2 separate regions of the Homo sapiens genome follow, and region 1 is linked to region 2. A link is an interaction called in ENCODE POLR2A ChIA-PET data of the cell type or tissue named here. Cell type or tissue: Panc1. All regions are shown on one strand. Links, peaks and the distances in the headings refer to the core of each region. The heading gives the core; the rest is flanking DNA. Region 1 overlaps PLCG2 (phospholipase C gamma 2). Region 2 overlaps HSD17B2 (hydroxysteroid 17-beta dehydrogenase 2).

Region 1 (2,916 bases), core at 330-2,829, 260 kb after region 2:
GGCCCAGCAATCAGATGTCACACCTAAATCTAGGACAGATGGCAAAGCTGGTAGACACACTTCCACATTTTCAGTCTCTGTGGGAAATTAAAGCTACCTGATCACACACACAGGGAGCACCACTATGATGATCATAGTACCTGCCACATGGAGAATGCCTTTGCTGCTTGGGGACCACGGAAGCAGGTAATGCAAAAGGACAAAAGAGGTATAATCTAGATCTGTGCTATCCAATATGGTAGCCACTAGCCACATGTGGCTTTTGAACACTCAGAATTGAATCTGTCTGAATCAAGATGTGTTATAGGTATAAAACACACACTGGATTTTGAAGACACAGACCAAAAACCAGAATCAAATATCTCGTTAATAATTATATTGCATACATGTTGAAATAATAATGCTTTGGATATACTGAGTTAAATAAAATTTATTAATAAAGTTAGTTTCACCTCTTTTTACCTTTATGAATGTGGCAACTAGAAAACTTTAAACTACACACATGACTGCGTACAGTGGCTCACACCTGTAATCCCAGCTACTCAGGAGGCTGAGCTGGGAGGATCACTTGAGCCCAGGAGTTTGATTCACTTCACCCAGAACAAAATCCCATCTCTATTTAAAAAACAAAACAACAATAACAGCAAAAAAAAAAAAAAACAAAAAAAAAAAAAAACAAAACAAAACACTACTCTCATGGCTGGTATTGGTGACTCACACTGTATTTCCATTGCACAGCAGTGGTCCAGAAGCAGCCAGCTTTGGCTACTGCAGGATGGAGACATGGATGGCAAAGCATTGTGAGTGGGGTGGGGGAAGGGGGTGTGAGGCATCTGTTCAGATCTTTCGCCCACTTTTTAATTGGGTTGTTTTCTTATTGTTGAGCTTTTGTTTTTGGTTTTTTTTGTTGTTTTCTTGCGTTTTGTTTTTTTTTTTTTTTTTTCTGAGATGGAGTCTCGCTCTGTTACCCAGGCTGAAGTGCAGTGGTGCAATCTCTGCTCACTGCAAGCTCCACCTCCTGGGTTAACGCCATTCTCCTGCCTCAGCCTCCTGAGTAGCTGGGACTATAGGCACCCGACACCACACCCGGCTAATTTTTTATATTTTTAGTAGAGACAGAGTTTCACCGTGTTAGTCAGGATGGTCTCGATCTCCTGACCTTGTGATCCATCCACCTTGGCCTCCCAAAGTGCTGGGATTACAGGCATGAGCTACCGAGCCTGGCCTTTTATTGTTGAGTTTTAAGAGTTGCCTATTTTGGATATGGGTCCTTTATCAGCTCTTGTTTCATAAATATTTTCCCCTATCTGTGGCTTGTCTTGTTAACCTCTTAACCTAAAGGTTTTCTGGCACATGGTGATTGGGGAAAAGTGTCTGATGTTGTTCCTCTGAAAACTTTGGTAACCTTGGGCAAATCACTGAAGCTCACTGTACTTAGGAGTAAACCAGGCAAAACTCACAGACAGATTGTAATGACTAGACACTACAAATAAATACCCATACACATGATCACATGGATACATGTGAGCTTGTAGTGCCCAGCACAATACTGACACATGGCAGATGCTCAATACTGCTCCCAAGCTTTCAAGAACACTCTCTCATCCTGGTGCCAGCAGCACTTCCCAATGACATTTCTCCAGGTTCCTCTTAGGAGGTAACTGATTGCCAAAGAGGAGGCAGAGGAGCTCAAAGTGGACAGTTAGGAAGAAGCATTTCCAGGGCTCTGGGAAAACGGTCACCAAATATACACTCCCTGGGCTGAGGCGTTAAACCTTGAAATGATGAAAAGTCTGTGCTATGCTTCACCGCAACATTTGGACAAACATCTACTGAGGGAACTAAGACAGGTTACTAACTTCAAAAAATGGTCCTTTTGTGCCACAAAAAAAGCAGAAGTGATGGTTAAAATGTATGATTCTTGACTCAAGCCAAGAAGCACATCCTTGCCAATCAGTGTCCATGCCCATGTGCTGCAAGCTAACATATCCAGAGTTGCCTCATTCATTTACGCCCTAGTCAGCACCAACCCCATGCCAGAAGACAATGCTGGGGCCCAGAAAAGTTGAAAATAGGACACTGTCTACAGAAAGCCAATGTTTAGAAGGAAATTATTACATCAACTATTTAAGATAGAGCAATGAGCAATCAGGAAAATGCAAATCAGAACCACAATGACATAACACTTCACCTCCACTAGGATGGTGATAACCAAAAAGACAGATACTAACATGTGTTGGCGAGGACATGGGGAAGTTGGAGCCCTCATACATTGCTGGTGGGAAAGTAAATGGTGCAACTGCTTTGGCAAACAGTCTTGGCAATTCCTTAAGTGATTAAACAGTTACAGATAACCTAGAATTCCACTCTTAGGCAAAGAGCCAAGAGAAATGGAAACATGTGTTCACACAAAAACTTGTACATGAATGTCCACCGCAGTATTATTCACAATAACCAAAAAGAGTCCAGGCACGGTGGCTCATACCTGTAATCCCAGCACTCTGGGAGGCAAGGCAGGTGGATCACTTGAGGCCAGGAGTTCAAGACTAGCTTGGCCAACATAGTGAAACCCTGTCTGTATTAAAAATACAAAACTTAGCCAGGTGTGGTGGTACACGCCTGTAATCCCAGCCACTCAGGAGGCTGAGGCACGAGAATCACTTGAATCCAGGAGGTAGAGGATGCAGTGAACCAAAATCGCACCACTGCCCTCCGGCCTGACCGACACAGTGAGACTGTAGAGAGTAAAGAAAGAAAGAAAAGGAAGGAAGGAAGGAAGGGAGGGAGGGAGGGAGGGAGGGAGGGAGGGAAGAAGAAAAGAAAGGAAAAGAAAAGAAAAGAAAAGGAGAAAAGAAAAGAAAGGAAAGGAAAGGAAAGGAAAGGAAGGAAAGAAAGGAAAGAAAGAAAAGAAAGAAA
Region 2 (2,916 bases), core at 133-2,632:
AGATGGGTTGCAAGGAGGGCATTGGGATAGCCGAGGTGGAAGAAGGTGAGGGTCTGTGCTAAGTCGTAGTGCTATGCAGTGGTAGGAAGGGGCTGGAGGGTAACTATCCAGGAGGTGGAATTGACAGGACTTGGATCAGTAGGATACAGGCACTGAGGATAAGCTGAGGGTCTCAGTGACCCGCAGGTTGCTGGCTTGAATGACTGGTTAGGTGGTAGAGCCAGTGTCTGAGCTGTGGGATGCAGGAGAGCAAACCGATTTGCAGAATGGCAGCAGGGGGAAAAAAAACAACATTTGACATGTTGAAGTTGAAGCCTCTGGAGTATAAGGGAAGATGTCTGATAGATAACTTTGTATACGTGGAGAAGAAGGATTAGGTTGGCAATATAGTAATAGATTTGGGAGTTATTGGCGTAAACCAGTGTTTCTTGGCCCTGCGCTAACATTAGCATCACATTGGGAGCTTTATAAACTAATGATGCCTGGGATCCCGTCCTAGAGACTGATTTAATTGGGTCTGGGGGATCTGTTCAGTCACACAGGGCCTGGTGCTTCAGAAGGGTCCTGCACGTGGTTTCAGTCTCTGCTGTCACCAACTAACATTCCTAATAATCTTCCGAAATCAAGCTAGGGGCCCCATGTTTTCATTTTGCATTGGGTCTGCCAAGTTAGTTACATAGCCCATCCTGGACCCCAGCATAGGTAATTTTCAAATGATTCTAATGTGCAGTTGGATTGAGAACTCTTGGTATACGGAGAAAACTGCATGGCCCAGGGCACATAGAGTGCGAAGTCTGCAGATGCAACCCTCAGAAGCATTTGTATTTGTGGGGAGACAGAGGCAAAGTTTCATCCAGGAGAAGTGGAAAGAAAGATTGGAGAGCTAGGAGAGCAATGGGGGCTGGGGACCCCAAAGCCAAGGAGGAGAGTATAAACAACATGCTTAAATACTGCAGGGAAGTTAAAAACTGGGTCTTCCAGCAATCCCATTACCGGGTATACATCCAAAGGAATATAAACCATTCTATTACAAAGATACATTCACACATAGATTCGTTGCAGCCCTAGTCACAAAAGCAAAGACATGGAATCAACCCAAATGCCCATCAATGATAGACTGGATAAAGAAAATGTGGTACATATACACCATGGAATACTATGCAGCCATTAAAAAGAATGAGATCATATCCTTTGCAGGGACATGGGTGGAGCTGGAAGCCATTATCCTCAGCAAACTAAAGCAGGAACAGAAAACCAAACACCACACGTTCTCACTTATAAGTGGGGGCTGAACAGTGAGAACACATGGACGCATGGTGGGGAACAACCCACACTTGGGCCTGGTGGAGGGAGGGGAGGTAGAGCATCAGGAATAATAGCTAATGAATCCTGGGCTCAGTACTTACAGGATGGCTGGATCTGTGCAGCAAACCACCATGGCACATGCTTACCTATGTCACAAACCAGCACATCCTGCACGTGTAACCCAGAATTTAAAATAAAAGTTGAAAACAAAAAAAACCTGGGTCTTCAGGCTAATTCTGATTAGCTTTGCCAGATCAGTTAGGGAGGCAGAGTGAGAGCCAACGGCAAATTGAAGGTGAGGAAGAGAATCACAGAGCTACAGGGTTCCGTGGAGCGTAGCCATGAAGGAAAGAGAAGAGGAAGGGTAATGGGTAAAGAAGGACAGTGACCATGAAGGTATTTTTTTTCGAAGCTGGAGACTCTAATGCATGTTGCTATTGCGGACAGAAAAGCAATGAGCTGGGGCTGGAGGAATTATTCATGGGAGAGTGACTGAGAAGTTGGAGAGAATGAGACTGAGGTTTCTGTAAGTTCTGTGTGGATGGGCCCATGTCTGAGTTACTCCGAAGGTCTTCATGTTGATAGAGGCCCCCACACATGGTAGGGGTTCAGCACAGGTGTGCTTCAGGGCAAACAGTGCCCAGAGTGGAGTGGGGGGGCATGTTCAGCCTAAGCCGGAACAAGAGCTGGGCATTCAGGAGGAGGGTAAAGGCACTGAGGGTGCTGGCGGCAGTACCTCTGTCCTGCAGCATTGCTGCAACCTTGCTGTAAGCATCTTTTATCTGCACTGGCTTCGTGATGTCCATTTGGAGCACCGAGAGGCGCGGAGAGCAGGTTCTTCGCAATTCCTCAGCTCCTGGGCCATTTTCATTCAAAACTCCGGCAAATACCGTGAAGCCCAGCTCATCCAGATACTTGCACAAAGCATGGCCAAGCCCGCAATCACCACCTGCATAGGGTCAGGGGAGTAGGGAGTGAGGTCAAACCAGAGTGACAGGAGAAAATATTTAACAAGGAAAACATATTACGTTGTTTACGATTCTCCATGCTCTCTGAAGAGAGGGGTTCCTGAGGAAGTTTCTTTATGTTCTAAGTGGAGAGGTGGGAGGAGAAGCCAAGCCAGACAGATACATTTCCCCATATAAAGAAAGGGGCATAATATAGAATTAGGGGTTGTGAGTGGGCATAGGTGGAAAGAGAAAGGCATGGGGGAAGGGTAGTCCAGGAGTGGCTGGTGGCCAAAGTAATTGGGAAGGAAAACCAAGGCATCCAATGGAAGTAGCTTCAGTAATCTATAATGTGTAGTGTTTGATGTAACTTCACTCACTCTGTAAAACCTTCAGTCAAACATTCATTACAAACTCATACTTTGGACTCGGTTTTGCCTTTTGGAGACACAGGGCAATAACAGAGGCTGCCCATGGGGGCCAGTTCATGCTGGATTATAAAAAGTTCATGGCCACCTGTGTTTCTCACCCTCCTGGGCCTTTTTCCCTATCCATGGTCTGCCCTGAGCCATGGAATAGACGTCAAGCCTAAAAAGAAAGTTACAACAGAAACCAGATAGAAAGCCCTAATTGCATTGCTCTGTGAAAACAGAGACTAATGTAA

Evidence for each region. ChIA-PET counts read pairs that join two places held together with the same protein. Peaks named below come from ENCODE experiments on the same cell type or tissue, not always from the same donor. Only the 100,000 strongest peaks of a DNase experiment are listed, where the experiment ranks them.
Region 1: POLR2A ChIA-PET joins it to region 2 with 13 read pairs; 2 of 35 experiments call an interaction of 5 or more read pairs at or near these places.

The regions. Positions count from the first base shown.
Region 1 is chr16:81,803,528-81,806,443 of GRCh38, reverse strand. All of the region lies in intron 2 of PLCG2 (phospholipase C gamma 2), which reads right to left. Among named protein-coding and RNA genes, the nearest start is that of PLCG2, 26 kb to the right of the region's middle. In Panc1, for the core only: no CTCF peak of the experiment used is centred there; no DNase peak of the experiment used is centred there.
Region 2 is chr16:82,067,508-82,070,423 of GRCh38, reverse strand. It overlaps HSD17B2 (hydroxysteroid 17-beta dehydrogenase 2), which reads right to left. Exons shown (of 5, transcript NM_002153.3): 2 at 2,042-2,254. Among named protein-coding and RNA genes, the nearest start is that of HSD17B2-AS1, 2.2 kb to the right of the region's middle. RefSeq lists an enhancer at 1-54. In Panc1, for the core only: no CTCF peak of the experiment used is centred there; no DNase peak of the experiment used is centred there.